2 separate regions of the Homo sapiens genome follow, and region 1 is linked to region 2. Evidence: read pairs that join two places in POLR2A ChIA-PET (ENCODE). Cell type or tissue: Panc1. All regions are shown on one strand. Each heading gives the region's core, and the rest is flanking DNA. Links, peaks and the distances in the headings are about the cores only.

The links. ChIA-PET counts read pairs that join two places held together with the same protein. Peaks named below come from ENCODE experiments on the same cell type or tissue, not always from the same donor. Only the 100,000 strongest peaks of a DNase experiment are listed, where the experiment ranks them.
Region 1: POLR2A ChIA-PET joins it to region 2 with 5 read pairs; 2 of 35 experiments call an interaction of 5 or more read pairs at or near these places.

What each region holds. Positions count from the first base shown.
Region 1 is chr7:66,180,312-66,188,582 of GRCh38, forward strand. No RefSeq gene overlaps it. Among named protein-coding and RNA genes, the nearest start is that of TPST1, 21 kb to the right of the region's middle. In Panc1, for the core only: no CTCF peak of the experiment used is centred there; a DNase peak (open chromatin) is centred at 3,618.
Region 2 is chr7:66,392,474-66,400,744 of GRCh38, forward strand. It overlaps LINC00174 (long intergenic non-protein coding RNA 174), which reads right to left and starts at 7,935. Exons shown (of 5, transcript NR_026873.1): 1 at 7,849-7,935; 2 at 7,219-7,322; 3 at 3,406-3,483. It also overlaps the pseudogene LOC124901822. In Panc1, for the core only: no CTCF peak of the experiment used is centred there; no DNase peak of the experiment used is centred there.

The sequences.
Region 1 (8,271 bases), core at 1,545-5,544, 210 kb before region 2:
CCAGAATGAGAATAGATAAATCATTGAGGTATATATACATATACACATATATATATAAGTCTCGGGAGAAAATGGACTTATGTAAACACTCACACTTTACATCCAAGTTAATAACAAATGCATTAAAGAGTTAAACTGATTTGTTAATCCATTAAAATACTAGAGAGAAAGTATTTATTTATTTATTTATTTAGAGACAGAGTCTTGCTCTGTCACCCAGGCTGGAGTGCAGTGGCACAATCATAGCTCACTGCAGACTTAACCTCCTGGGTTCAAGCAATTCTCCCTCCTCAGCCTCTCCAATAGCTGGGAGTACAGGCACCTGCCCCTGCACCTGGCTACTTTTTTTCTTTTTTTGAGACTGAGTCTCCTTCTGTCACCCAGGCTGGAGTGCAGTGGTGCAATCTTAGCTTACTACAACCTCCACCTCACAGGTTCAAGCGATTCTCATGCTCAGCCTCCTGAGTGGCTGGGATTACTGGTGCATACCACCACATCTGGCTAATTATTGTATTTTTGGTAGAGACCAGATTTTGCCAGGTTGGCCAGGCTGCTCTTGAACTCCTGACCTCAAGTGGTCTGCCCACCTCGGCCTCCCAAAGTGCTGGGATTACAGGTGTGAGCCATTACACCGAGCCTACAACTTGCTGATTTTTTTTTTCTTTTGAGATGGACTATTGCTCTGTCGCCCAGGCTGGATTGCAGTGGCACGATCTTGGCTCACTGCAACCTCTGCCTCCTGGGTTCAAGTGATCCTTCTGCTTCAGCCTCTCGAATAGCTGGGATTACAGATGTGCACCACCACACCCGGCTAATTTTTGTATTTTTAGTAGAGATGGGGTTTTACCATCTTGGCCAGGCTGTTCTTGAACTCCTGACCTTGTGATCCACCCACCTCGCCCTCCCAGAGTCGCCCGGCCACCTGGCTGATTTTTTAAACTTATTTTTTAGAGATGAGATCTCACTATACTACCCAGGCTGGTCTTGAACTTCTGGCCTCAGATGATCCTCCTGCCTGGGCCTCCCAAAATTCTGGGATTACAGACATGAGTCACCCACACCCAGCTGGAAAATATGTATCAAATGTTATGATGGAAAAGAACTTCCTAAGTTTAATAACATTGGAATAACTCCCAAATAAAAAGATAAATAGCTTTGCCTTTGTAAACAGAACTTATGTAGTTAACACAGAAAGCCAAAGGCAAATAGTCATCTTAGCCATTGTACTGGTAAAGTTTGTCATCTGCTTACTTGTAAGGAGAGGAAATGTCCTGGTGGAAACTCTCTAACTTGCCTAAGTATGCTTTGTTTGTTTGTTTGTTTGTTTGTTTTGAAGACAGAGTCTCACTCTGTCTCTATTGCCCAGGCTGGAGTGCAGTGGTGTGATCTTGGCTCACTGCAACCCTCTACCTCCTGGGTTCGTGCAATTCTCCTGCCTCAGCCACCCAGGTAGCTAGGATTACTGGCATGCACCATCATGCCTGGCTAATTTTTGTATTTTTAGTAGAGACAGGGTTTCACCATGTTAGCCAGGCTGGTCTCAAACTCCTGACCTCAAGTGATCTGGCTGCTTCAGCCTCCTAAAGTGCTGGGATTACAGGTGTGAGCCACTGTGCCCAGCCTTGGCTAAGTGTGCTTTCTTTCCCAGGCCACATTTAACATTCCAGCAATACAGCTCACTTCTGAGGGAGCAAAACTATTCAAGCTAGGCCAGGCATGGTGGCTCACACCTGTAGTTCCAGCTACTCAGGAGGCTCAGGCAGGAGGATCACTTGAGGCCAGGATTTAGAGACCAGCCTAGGCAACATAGTGAGACCACATCTCTACAAAAAAATAAAAAATAGCCAGGCGTGGTGTCGCACACCCATAGAGTCTCAGCTACCCAGGAGGCTGAAGCAGGAGGATTGTTTGAGCTCTCAGGAGGTGGAGACAGTTGAGTGCTGTGATTGTGCCACTGTACTCCAGTCTGGGTGACAGAGTAAGACCCTGCCTCTGAAAAAAAGAAAAAGAAAGATTCTTAAGAAAACCAAGTGCAAAAAATAGGTCACAAGAGTTTTATATAAGTGAAAATAAAATAAACCACTCCAAATCGAGTGGCTTGAGACAATAAACATTTGTTTTTTCCCTTGTTTTATGAGTCTAAATGTTTTATGGCTGGCTCTGAATAGTCAGGGACTGTCTCACTCACATCTGGTAGCTGGCAGGCTGATGGTTCTAAGGGGTCCTCAACTGGGACAGTTCATCTCTGTTCCAGGTGGTCTCTCATCTCCCAAAAGGGCTGGCCCAGGCTTCTTCTCATGGCATTTTTTTTTTTTTTTTTTGAGATGGAGTCTCACTCGTCGCCCAGGCTGGAGTGCAGTGGTGCTATCTTGGCTCACTGCAAGCTCCGCCTCCCAGGTTCACGCCATTCTCCTGCCTCAGCCTCCTGAGTAGCTGGGACTACAGGCGCCCGCCACCATGCCTGGCTAATTTTTTGTATTTTTAGTAGAGACGGGGTTTCACCGTGTTAGCCAGGATGGTCTCGATCTCCTGACCTTGTGATCCACCCGTCTCGGCTTCCCAAAGTGCTGGGATTACAGGCGTGAGCCACCGCGCCAGGCCTCTCATGGCATTTTTGCAGCTCTAAAGAGCGGCAAGAGAACGTGCCCCAAAGTGCAAGCCCTTTTCAAGCCTCTCCTGGCTTCACAATTGCTAAGTTTCCATTGACCAATGCAAGACCGAATGACCAAGCCCAGAGTCCGCAGGGGAGGGTATTACACAAGGCTGGAATACAGGAGGATGTGAACACAAGAGGCCTTCACTATAAGAATCTACCTCAAGTATGTGTATTTATTTGAGACACAGTGTCTCTCTGTTGCCCAGGCTGGAGTGCAGTGGCGCAATCTCAGCTCACTGCAACTTCCGCTTCCCAGGTTCAAGAGATTCTCCTGCCTCAGCTTCCTCAGTAGCTGGAATTACAGGTGCCTGCCACCACACCCAGCTAATTTTTGCATCTTTTTATTTTAATTTTTGAGACACAGCCTCACTCTGTTGCCCAGGCTGGAGTGCAGTGGCGCAGTCTTGGCTCACTGCAACCTCTGCCTCCCAGGTTCAAGTGATTCTCCTGCCTCAGCCTCCCCAGTGGCTGGGATTACAGGCACCCACCACCAAGCCTGGCTAGCTTTTGTAGTTTTAGTAGAGACAGGGTTTCACCATGTTGGCCAGGCTGGTTTCCAAATCCAGACCTCAAGTGATCTGCCTGTTACCTTCCAAAGTTCTGGGATTACTGGTGTGAGCCACTATACTTGGCCTCAAGTATGTTTATGGACCTTAAATCAATTTAATTTAGATTCTGAGTACTCAGGATTGAGCTGGTGAGAAATTCAATCCTGATCATTTTTAGATGATTTCGCTAAACTGTACCTGACCATGGCTGTGCCATGGGGGACCCCTACAGTTGTTGATTGATTGTCCACACTGGTCAGAAGCATAGCTTGGTGGGGGTGTGGTGTATAGAAGGGCAAGTCATTGCCTTCCCTGAGAACATTCTCCAAAAGCAGCACTAAGATTTACTTTGCCATGGGTTGGGTTTCCCAGGAAGCCAAACTTGAGTTAGAGATTAGTGTGCAAGTGATTCATTAGGGAATGCATATGAGATCACCAGTTAAGCCAGGAGTGCTTCAACAAGGCCTTGAAAGTCTGGTGGGGAGGCAGAAGAGATAAGAGGTTTCTCAGACATAGTAAAGATTGATCTGGGGCCGGGCATGATGGGTCACACCTGTAATCCTAGCACTTTCCAAGGCTGAGGCGGGAGGATCACTTGAGGCCAGAAGTTTGAGAGCAGCCAGGCAACATAGCGAGACCTTGTCTCTATCAAAAATAATTTTTTTTTTGAGATAGAGTTTCACTCTTGTTGCCCAGGCTGGAGTGCAATGGCACAATCTCGGCTCACTGCAAACTCTGCCACCTGGGTTCAAGTGATTCTCCCGCCTCAGCCTTCTGAGTAGCTGGGATTACAGGCACCTGCCACCACGCCCAGCTAATTTTTGTGTTTTTAGTAGAGACAGGGCTTCATCATGTTGGCCAGGCTGGTCTCGAACTCCTGACCTCAAGTGATCTGCCAGTCTTGGCCTCCCAAAGTGCTGGGATTACAGGTATGAGCCAACATGCCCAGCCCCCAAACTTTTTTTTAAATTAGTCTGGTATGATGGCATGTGCCTGTAATTCTAGTTACTTGGGAGGCTTAGGTTGGCAGCATCATGTGACCCCAGGAGTTCAATGCTGCAGTGAGCTATGATGACACCACTGCACTCCAGCCTGGTCAATAAAGAGCGAGACTCTGTCTCAAAACAAAACAAAAAACCGCCCCCCCAAAAAAAACAGATTGCTCTGGAACACAGCTGGGAAGCCTGAAGCCTGACTTTAAAGAAAGGGGCTGTGCGTGGCTGACTTCTGATCTCTTGGGATTGGAGTACAGGAAGGGAAGAGAAAAAAAAGTGGAACAGAAAAGGTCTTGTTTGAGTGTGACTGTTGTGAGCTGGTGTCAAATTTGTTGGATGTTTAACGCTGCCAGCTCTTTGGTATTTTGGTGTGTTGGTGAGTTTTCTGAGGCTCTCCTCCCTTCAGTCACTGGGTGTCTATTACCTTCAGTCTCATTGATGAAAGCAAATACCTTTCCATTCTGTCTCACCCCTTAAGTCCTTCCGCAGCCCTCTAGGAAACTAGTGATAACCTTCAGCTTCTCTCTGTTGAGATCTATGTGCACCTCCAAATAGCAAAGCCCTTCTGGGTGGGATTTTTTCTTTTTTTGTTTTTGTTTGTTTGTTTTTGAGACAGGGTCTCACTCTGTTGCCCAGGCTGGAGTACAATGGCGTGATCACAGCTCACTGCAGCCTCGACCTTCCAGATTCAGGTGATCCTCCTATCTCAGTCCCCCAGGTAGCTGGGACTACAGGCACACACCACCACATTCAGCTAAAATTTTTTTTAAGAGATGGGGTGGGGGGGGTCTCACTTGTTGCCCAGGCTGGTCTTGAACTCTTGGCCTCAAGTGATCCACCTGCCTTGATCTCCCAAAGTGCTGGGATTACAGGCATGAGCCACTGCACCTGGCTAACCCCTCCAATCTTAAAGCTTAAAACTTACATCTGTTTTATCTGAATTCCTTCCTCAATAAAGGACACCCAAGTCTCTCAAAAAGTATCAAAGACAGCCAGGCATGGTGGTTCACACCTGTAATCCCAGCACTTTGGGAGGCCGAGGCAGGCGGATCACGAGGTCAGGAGGTCGAGACCATCCTGGCTAACACGGTGAAACCCTGTCTCTACTAAAAAAATACAAAAAAATTAGCCAGGCGTGGTGGCGGGCACCTATAGTCTCAGCTACTCTGGAGGCTGAGGCAGGAGAATGGCGTAATCCTGGGAGGCAGAGCTTGCAGTGAGCTGAGATCGCCCCACTGCACTCCAGCCTGGGCGACAGAGACTCCATCTCAAAAAAAAAAAAAAAAAAGTATCAAAGACTTGAAACTCACCAGACCATCGCACCCAGACAATGAGACTCCAGGCCCCTCATTCATCATGATTGCTTCCTTACCCCCTCCCGAGTTCCTCTTTTCTCAGAGGTAGTTACATTTCTTCCCTGCTGTTTAAGCCCCTAATTTTAGTCTGTCAGGGAGATGGATTTGAGACTTGTCTCCCCTCTCCTGGCCTGCAGCACCCAATTAAAGCCTTCTTCTTTGGCAAGAATCATCGTCTCAATGGTTGGCTTTCTGTGCAGCGAGCGGCAGGACCCAGACTGAATCCCTGGGGTTTCAGTAACACACTGATGTAGCCCCCTTGCTACTCAAAGTATGGACCATGGTCCAACAGCACAATCATCATCTGAGAACTTAAGGTAAATTGTCAGGCCCCACCCCAGCCCTGCTGAATCAGAATCTGCATTTTATTTTATTTTATTTTATTTTTTGGATGGAGTCTCACTCTGTCACCCTGCCACTCTGCATGATCTCGGCTCACTGCAACCTCTGCCTCCCAGGTTCAAGTGATTCTCCTGCCTCAGTCAGCCTCCCGAGTAGCTAGGATTACATGCATGGGCCACTGTGCCCAGGTAATTTTTTTTTTTGAGACGGAGTCTTGCTCTGTTGCCCAGGCTGGAGTGCAGTGGTGTGATCTCAGCTCACTGCAAGCTCCGCCTCCTGGATTCACACCATTCTCCTGCCTCAGCCTCCCGAGTAGCTAGGACTACAGGTGCCCGCCACCACGCCCAGCTAATTTTTTGTATTTTTAGTAGAGACGGAGTTTCACCGTGTTAACCAGGATGGTCTGGATCTCCTGACCTCATGATCTGCCAGCCTCGGCTTCCCAAAGTGCTGGGATTACAGGCGTGAGCCACCATGCCTGGCCTTTTTTTTTTTGAGACAGAGTCTTGCACTGTCGCCCAGGCTGGAGTGCAGTGTCTTGATCTCAGCTCACCACAACCTCCAACTTCCAGTTTCAAGCAATTCTCCTGCCTCAGCCTCCTGAGTAGCTAGGATTACAGGTGCCAGCCACCACACCCGGCTAATTTTTGTTTTTTTGTGTTTTTAGTAGAGATGGGGTTTCACCATGTTGGCCAGGCTGGTCTCAAACTCCTTACCTTGTGATCAGCCCGCCTCAGCCTCCCAAAGTGCTGGGATTACAGGTGTGAGCCACCACACCCGGCCTAATTTTTGTATTATTAGTAGAGATGGGGTTTCACCATGTTGGCCAGGCTGTTCTTGAACTCCTGACCTCAAGTGATCCACCTCCTTGGCTTCCCAGAGTGCTGGGATTACAGGTGTGAGCCACCACGCCTGGCCAGAATCTGCATTTTAACAAGATATGATGTGTATGCTCATTAAAGTGAGAAATGCTGGCTTAGCACATTTTCTAGAATGTGATTTTTTGATGATTCCAGTGAAACTGACATTTTTAACAGGAAAAGAAAAAGAAATCAAGGTCGTGGGCTGGCCATATTCTCGCCATGTTCTTTTGCACTGGCCCTCAGTTCAAGCCTTGCGTTAGAATCTCCATGGACTTTCCTCAAACAGCATGAGTCTAGGCCTCAGATCTGATTTGAGGGTTTCAGAGAAGGGGGTCTGTCATCTATGAATTTTGAAGTATCTCTCCAGGTTAAGCTCCCAGTTAAGATTCCCTGATCAGACAGTACAGGGTACTTAGCTGCCTCATACCAAGTTAATTTTTTAAATTGCAAAATTTCTTGAGATATAATATCGGATAAGAAGTGATCCTTGGCTGGGCTTGGTGGCCCATGCCTATAATCACAGTACTTCCGGAGACCAAGGCTGGAGGATTGCTTGAGGCCAGGAATTTGAGACTAGCCTGGGCAATGTAGTGAGACCCCTGTCTCTACAAAACAAACAAACAAAAAAGCTGGGCATGGTGGCACACACTTGTAGTCCTAGCTACTCGGGAGGCTGGAGGCCCAGGAGTTTGAGGCTGGAGGGAGCTATGATCATGCCTCTGCACTCCAGCCAGGGTGACAAAGCAAGACACTGTCTCATGAAAAAAAAAGAAAGAAAAAGGTGACCCTTGGCTGTTTTTCAGAAGCGCAGGGGAAAAGGGGTCATATTTGGAACCTGGATTCTTCTCCATGGCCTCCAAACCTGGAGGAGTGTGGTCCCTCTGGAAGTGTCCAGTTGTGGCATTTCCCTGGTACTTGGAGGACCCAAGGAACTGCTCATTCCACCATCACACCCTGTCCTGCACACACCCCTGCTCAAACTCTGGCCACCAACCCAGGCACAGCTCACAGTCCAGGCTTGCTCAATTCCTCTGCCTCCTCAGACAAGAATGGCTGGAAAAAGTGACAGGGCAGGGTTTCTTGGAAAGCAATCTGGCCTGCATCAGCATTAATGATTAAAACGTGTCCTCATGTGGCAATTCCCCAACTGAGAGCCCATTCCTAAGCTATTTTAACTCATCAGTTCAGAAATTCTAGAGTCCCTGTCCTTAGTTTTTGAGGTCTGGATGCTTTTTTTTCCAGAGGATCCAATCGAGACACAATTGACTAGAAGGCTTCAGAAGCCACAGAAAATACCTACCTACCTATGGCCGGGCGCAGTGGCTCACGCCTGTAATCCCAGCATTTTGGGAGGCCGAGGCGGGCAGATCACAAGGTCAGGAGATCGAGACCATCCTGGCTAACACAGTAAAACCCCATCTCTACTAAAAATACAAAAAAATTAGCTGGGCTTGGTGGCGGGCGCCTGTAGTCCCAGCTACTTGGGAGGCTGAGGCAGGAGAATGGTGTGAA
Region 2 (8,271 bases), core at 2,731-6,730:
TGGAACTAATCCCCCCCATATACCAAGGGACAAATTGTATCTGTTTTTACAATTATACTGTAGGATACATTATGTTCCATGACAATGGTAATTTTTAATGACAGTTTTTAATTGAGTGGAATTACCATAAAAATAATAAAAGTAGCAGCTAATATTTACTGAGCCGTTACTAGGTGCCTATAAATACCATAAATTTTTATTTTTTTTTTTTATTTTTTTTTTTTCCAGCAATTGGATTTCTTTTTATTTTATTTTATTTTATTTTATTTTTTTTTTTTATTGATCATTCTTGGGTGTTTCTCGCAGAGGGGGATTTGGCAGGGTCATAGGACAATAGTGGAGGGAAGGTCAGCAGATAAACAAGTGAACAAAGGTCTCTGGTTTTCCTAGGCAGAGGACCCTGCGGCCTTCCGCAGTGTTTGTGTCCCTGGGTACTTAAGATTAGGGAGTGGTGATGACTCTTAACGAGCATGCTGCCTTCAAGCATCTGTTTAACCAAGCACATCTTGCACCGCCCTTAATCCATTTAACCCTGAGTGGACGCAGCACATGTTTCAGAGAGCACAGGGTTGGGGATAAGGTCACAGATCAACAGGATCCCAAGGCAGAAGAATTTTTCTTAGTACAGAGCAAAATGAAAAGTCTCCCATGTCTACTTCTATCCACACAGACCCGGCAACCATCCGATTTCTCAATTTTTTCCCCACCCTTCCCGCCTTTCTATTCCACAAAACCGCCATTGTCATCATGGCCCATCCCCAATGAGCCGCTGGGCACACCTCCCAGACGGGGTCGTGGCCAGGCAGAGGGGCTCCTCACTTCCCAGTAGGGGCGGCCGGGCAGAAGCGCCCCTCACCTCCCGGATGGGGCGGCTGGCCGGGCGGGGGCTGACCCCCCACCACCCTCCCGGACGGGGCGGCTGGCCAGGCAGAGCGGCTCCTCACTTCCCAGTAGGGGCGGCCGGGCAGAGGCGCCCCTCACCTCCTGGATAGGGCGGCTGGCCGGGCGGGGGGCTGTCCCCCCTACCTCCCTCCCGGACGGGGCGGCTGGCCGGGCAGAGGGGTCCTCACTTCCCAGTAGGGGCGGCCGGGCAGAGGCGCCCCTCACCTCCCGGACGGGGCGGCCGGCCGGAAGGGGGGCTGACCCCCTCCACCTCCCTCCCGGACGGGGCGGCTGGCCGACCCCCGCCCGCCTCCCTCCCGGACTGGGCGGCTGGCCGGGCAGAGGAGCTCCTCACTTTCCAGTAGGGGCGGCCGGGCAGAGGCGCCCCTCACCTCCCGGACGGGGCGGCTGGCCAGGCGGGGGGCTGATCCCCCCACCTCCCTCCCGGACGGGGCGGCTGGCCGGGCGGGGGGCTGACCCCCCCACCTCCCTCCCGGATGGGGCGGCTGGCCAGGCGGGGGGCTGATCCCCCCACCTCCCTCCCGGACGGGGCGGCTGGCCGGGCAGGGGGCTGACCCCCCACCTCCCTCCCGGACTGGGCGGCTGGCCGGGCGGGGGGCTGACCCCCCCACCTCCCTCCCGGACGGGGCGGCTGGCCGGGCAGAGGGGTCCTCACTTCCCAGTAGGGGCAGCCGGGCAGAGGCGCCCCTCACCTCCCGGACGGGGGCTGACCCCCCCACCTCCCTCCCGGACGGGGCGGCTGGCCGACCCCCCACCCCCGCCTCCCTCCCGGACGGGGCGGCTGGCCGGGCAGAGGGGCTCCTCACTTCCCAGTAGGGGCGGCCGGGCAGAGGAGCCCCTCACCTCCCGGACGGGGCGGCTGGCCGGGCGGGGGGCTGACCCCCCCCACCTCCCTCCCGGACGGGGTGGCTGCCGGGCGGAGACGCTCCTCACTTCCCAGACGGGGTGGTTGCCGGACGGAGGGGCTCCTCACTTCTCAGACGGGGCGGTTGCCAGGCAGAGGGTTTCCTCACTTCTCAGACGGAGCGGCCGGGCAGAGACGCTCCTCACCTCCCAGACAGGGTTGCGGCCCAGCAGAGGCGCTCCTCACATCCCAGACAGGGCGGTGGGGCAGAGGTGCTCCCCACATCTCAGACGATGGGCAGCCGCGCAGAGACGCTCCTCACTTCCTAGATGGGATGGAGGCGGGGAAGAGGCGCTCCTCACTTTCCAGACTGGGCAGCCAGGCAGAGGGGCTCCTCATATCCCAGACGATGGGCGGCCAGGCAGAGACGCTCCTCACTTCCCAGACAGGGTGGCGGCCGGGCAGAGGCTGCAATCTCGGCTCTTTGGGAGGCCAAGGCAGGCGGCTGGGAGGTGGTTGTAGCGAGCCGAGATCACGCCACTGCACTCCAGCCTGGGCACCATTGAGCACTGAGTGAACGAGACTCCATCTGCAATCCCGGCACCTCGGGAGGCCGAGGCTGGCGGATCACTCGCGGTTAGGAGCTGGAGACCAGCCCGGCCAACACAGCGAAACCCCGTCTCCACCAAAAAAAAACGAAAACCAGTCAGGCGTGGCGGCGCGCGCCTGCAATCGCAGGCACTCGGCAGGCTGAGGCAGGAGAATCAGGCAGGGAGGTTGCAGTGAGCCGAGATGGCAGCAGTACCGTCCAGCTTTGGCTCGGCATCAGAGGGAGACCGTGGAGGGAGAGGGAGGGGGAGGGGGAGGGGGAGGGGGAGAGGGAGAGGGAGAGGGAGTATACCATAAATTTTTAAATTCCCCATAACTCTTCCTTATTCCACTTAACCACTTTATCTTAAATTACTCATGTTTGCTTCAGTAGCACATATACTAAAGTTGGAACGATAGATTGGCATGGCCTCTGTGCAAGAATGACATGCAAATTTGTGAATCATTCCATATGTTTTTAAAAAGAAAAAAATTACATCCGGATTTTCACTGTGTACATATGACCTTTTGTTTAGGTTGAATTATATCCAAAGATGGTATTTCCAGAAGTGAGATTACTGTGAGTCACAGGGCATGAGCATTCTTATTACACTTGATGTAAATTGTCAAGTTTTCAGGCATGGTGGCTGTCTGCTTATAATTCCAGCACTTTCAGAGGCTGAGGTGGGAGGACTGCTTGAGCCCAGTAAGTTGTGGCTGCAGTGAGCCATAACTGCACCACTGCACCGCTGCACTCCAGTCTGGGCAAGAGAGTGAGATAGAAGGTTGACTTTTTAATAGAATTTTTCTGTTCACTTAAAGATATGGCCAGGACTGTGCTATATGAAAATTTTCATAAAATAATTATCTCATCCAATTAATGTTGGAATTGGGAACAGAAAATGTTTTGGTGACTATTTATTCCTTCACTTGCTGTTATAGAAACTATTGCCAGTGGGCACTTAACAACGAAGTGTCATCTCTGAGCTACTCACAATGAAAGGTGATGTCTGGGGCCCAGGTGTGTTGAGGTCCCCATGTCTGGGCTATGGGTGCTGAGTGGGACTTACTTGTCCATCCATTTTCTGTATTCCAGCACTGGGAAACTTGCGTTTATCCATCTTGATAAAAGGTCATTTAAATTCCACCTGGCAAAAACCACAAATGGAAAAAAGGCCATGAAACTACAGGCTAGCCCTTGTTCTCAAAAGAATATTTAGCTAAGGTGGTTCTGTAAAAGAGGAATCACATTGTTGAAAACTCATCGCAGGTCAGGTGAGGTGGCTCACACCTGTAATCCCAGCCCATTGGGAGACTAAGGCAGGAGGATATCCCGTGAGGCCAGAAATTCAAGACCAGCCTGAGCAACAGAGCGAAACCTCATCTCTGCAAAAAATTAGAAAATGAGCTGGGTGTGGTGGCACATTCCTATAGTCCCAGTTACTTTGGAGGCTGAAGTGGGAGGATCAAAGTGGAAGCTGCAGAAGTAGAAGCTGCAGTGAGCTCTGATCTCACCACTGCACTCCAGCCTGGGTGACAGAGTGAGACCCTGTCTCAACATACACACACACACACAAACACACACACACACACACACACCCCTCATCTCAGTCTGCCCAGCCTTGACTAGTGAAAAGGGTCTTCTGGTTACAGAAGAGGTATGCTCTTTTTTAGGACAGGGAGGGACCAGCAAGCTTGTTCACAGCCTTTCCCTCATTCTCTGCTTAGTTTTCCAAGAACCTTCAGGTGGAAAGGGAGTCCCTGGAGAAAAGACCTAACTCATCAGGTTACCAAAGGAGAAATATGCATCCTTTGTCAATTAATAAATGGAACACCTGCCTTAAAAACCAGGGAGTTCTGCTAGGGTGAATCACTCCCTACGACCCTGACCTATGTAGGGAACATAAAAACCTGGAGTTTGGGGACCTATAATATTGAAGGCCACATTGCAGTTGTGGAGACCTTACCAAAGTACAGCCTTTCCACAAGCAACTACCAAACACCAGCTGCCTCTCTCCATGGGGCACAGCTGTATCTCTGGCTCTCGTTTCCCCCGGAGATGCTCTATTCCAGCCTTCTCTTACATTTTGTATCCCGCACAGTTCCTGGCATAAGGACTTACAACATAGCAGGCTGCTATGTTAATGGTGATATACTGCAGATCCAACCTGAAATTCCAGCAGGGCGCTTTGTGTTTGAGAAATTAAAGGGGAGAGAATGGACCCAGCCTGCTAGAATATAAAAAATTTAAAGAAGAAAAAAATATTAAAATAAAATTTTCTCCTAAAGAGCACTCAAAAGCACACTCCCACCAATGCTGGATCTATTTATCTCTCTCTTGCTTTTTTCTTTCTGAGATAGGGTCTCACTCTGTCACTCAGACTGGAGTGCAATGGCAAGATCACCGCTTACTGTAGCTTTCAATTCCTGGGCTCAAGCTATCCTCCCACTTCAGCCTCCCGAGTAGCTGCGATTGCAGGTGCATGCCACCATGCCTGGCTAATTTTTAAATTTTTTGTAGAGATGGGGTCTCACTATGGCCCAGACTGGTCTTGAACTCCTGGGTCAAACTAATCCTCCTGCCTTGGCCTAGTGCTAGGATTATAGGCTTTAGCCACTGAGCCCAGTCTATTTATCTTTCTATAACTCACATATTAAATCTTCCTCCTTAAATCACCTCCTACCCACCCATCTGCAGGGACAGCAAACACAGGTCTCAGAGGGTCAGGCAACCTACAGGAGGGAATGAGGCCAGAGTAATATGGGAGACCGGGGGGAACTGTAGCAAACTGCAAGGTATTCACTTCAACAGTTCTTCAACACTGTGATGGTCAAACCAAACACAGAAACAGGAAGCCCAGTTCAATCACCAGCAGCCAATGTGGGATATTTGATCCACATGCTACAGGGCAAACTGCTTACGATAAATGACCTGGTCTCCACCAACCTGCTCTTGAAGTCTAGCCGCTCCTGCCCAACTTCCTACACTCTACTGACATGACCCACATTCACAGTACTCTCCTGAAACTTTGCTTGTTCACTCTTTTATTTTCCCAACGAATATTTTTCTTTTTCTTTTTTTTACTTTTTTTGAGACACAGTCCCCTTCTGTCACACAGGCTGAAGTACAGCAGGATGATTATGGCTCACTGCAGCTTCCATCACCTGGGCTCAAGTGATCCTCCCACCTTAGCCTCCCAAGTAGTTGATATTACAGCCATGTAACACCACACCCAGCTAAATTTATTATTTTTTCTTTTTCTTTTTTTTTTTTTCAGACGGAGTCTCGCTCTGTCGCCCAGACTGGAGTGCAGTGGCATGATCTCGGCTCTCTGCAACCTCTGCCTCCTGGGTTCAAGCGATTCTCTTTCCTCAGCCTTCCGAGTAGCTGGGATTACAGGTGTGTGCCACTATGCCCGACTAACTTTTATATTTTTAGTAGAGACAGGGTTTCACCATGTTCGCCAGGCTGGTCTTGAACTCCTGACCTCAGGTGATCTGCCCACCTCAGCCTCCCAAAGTGCTGGGATTACAGGTGTGAGCCACCGTGCCTGGCCAGTTTATTATTTTTTCTAGAGACAGGGTCTCACTATGTTGCCCAGACTGGCCTTGAACTCCTGGGCACAAGTAATCCTCTGGCCCCCACCTCCCAAAGAGCTGGGATTACAGGATTGCACCAACACATCAGGCCCTAACAAACACTTCTTGAGCTCCTACTAAATACCAGGCACTATAATAGGTGCCCAGGAAACAGCAGTGAACAAGGTATAAGAGTTTCTGCCCTTGGCCGGGCGTGGTGGCTCACGCCTGTAATCCCAGCACTTTGGGAAGCTGAGGCAGGTGAATCACCTCAAGTCAGGAGTTCGAGACCAGCCTGACAAACATGGTGAAACCCTGTCTCTACTAAAAGTACAAAAATTAGCAAGGCATGGTTGTGCATGTCTGTAATCCCAGCTACAGCTACTCGGGAGGCTGAGGCAGGAGAATCGCTTCAACCCAGGAGGCGGAGGTTGCAATGAGCTGAGGCGCTGCACTCCAGCCTGGGCAACAAGAGTGAAACTCCGTATCAAAAAAAAAAAAAAAAAAAAAGTTTCTGCCCTCGCAGAGCTTATAGGGTAGCAGGAAATTGATATAGCTTGAACGTTTGTCTCTTCCAAATCTTATTGAAATTGAATCCCTAATGTTGGAGGTGGGGCCTGGTGGGAGGTGTGTGAGTCATGAGGGCAGATCCCTCATGAATGGCTTGGTGCCCTCCCCAAGGTAATGAGTGAGTTCTCTCTCTACTAGTTCACATGAGAGCTGATTGTTTAAAGAGCCTGGCACCTCCTCCCCTCTCCCTTGCTCCCTCTTCTCAACAAGTGACATGCCGGCTCCTCCTTCATCTTCCGCCATGAGAGGAAGCCTCCTGAGGTCCTCACCAGCAGATGCTGGTACTATGCTTTTTTTTTTTTCCTGAGACAGAGTCTCACTCTGACACTCAGGCGAGAGAGCAGTAGTGTAATTATGGCTCACTGCAACCCTGACATCCCGGGCTAAAGAGGTCTTTTTACCTTAGCCTTTCAAGTAGCTGAAATCACAGGCATGCATCAGTGTACCATCATACTTGGCTATTTTTTTTTTTATTTTTAGCAGAGACAAGATCTTATCATGTTTCCCAGGCTGCTTTTGAACTTCTGGGCTCAAGCAATCCTCCTGCTTCAGCGTCCCAAAGTGCCGGGATTACAGGTGTGGGCCACTGCTCCCAGCCTGGCACCATGCTACTTGTATAGTCTGCAGGACTGTGAGCCAAATAAACTGTTTTTCTTTATAAACTACCCAGCCTGAGGTGTTTCCTTACAGCAATGCAAAATGGACTAACCTAGGAATCACAGGCCAACACTTACCAGACTGTGATGAGCACATGACAATAGTACAGACTGGGACTGAAACATTCCCCAGGGGCTTCTTGTTGCATCATAGAGAGTAGGGTGAGACATCTTGGCTGAGGCTAAAGATGAGCAAAGATGAGAGTGAAAGAGTGATGATGGAGGTAGGGAGAGGGATTCCTGAAGGACCAGTGAAGTCCCCCAAGGAAACTGACATTCCTGTGGCTGGAGGGTAGGGATTTGGGGAGGCTGGTGCAGGATAAAACTGGGAAGGTGAGCAGAGGCCAGCTCTTACCAGGCCCTGTGGCCAAATTAGTTTGGACTTTGTCTTAAAGGCAATGGGCAGTCACCAGCAGGTTTTAATCAAGAACTATTTTGATCCAAATTTGCCTTTTAGGAGAATTCCTCTGGCTTCAGTGAACAGGCCGAAGTGAGCAAGCCTAATAGGAAGACAATTGGAGGCCCTCACAATAAACCAGTGTAAAAGAGAATAGGGCCGGGCATGGTGGCTCCTGCCTGTAATCTCAAAACTTTAGAAGTCCAAGGTGGGTGGATGGCTTGAGCCCAGGAGTTTGAGACCAGCCAGAGCAATGTGATGAAACACATCTCTACAAAACACAAAAATTAGTTGGGCATGATGGCTCGTACCTGTTGTCCCAGCTACCCCAGAGTCTGAGGCAGAAGGATAGCTTGAGCCTGAGAGGTTGAGACTGCAGTGAGCCAAGATCAAACCACTGTGCTCCAGCCTGGGCAACACAGGAAGACTGTCTCAAAAAAAAAAAAAAAAAAGAAAAGAGAAAAAGTTCCCATTCTTCACTTATTAGTGCCCTAACATTATCATGAGAACCCTGGTGACACAGTGAATTCAACTGTCATGGTAATTCAGCAACCAACACGTTTAATAATTATTGATTACCAATTGATATTGATTACCAATAATATCACCCCTGTGGATACAAGAAATAAGGAATTGTGTTTGTGCTATCATGGGAGCTCTCTGGATCTCAGACCATGACTTATGCTGAGAGGTAAAGACTTGAGCTTTTTGCTTTTCTCTCTGTAAGTGCTCAA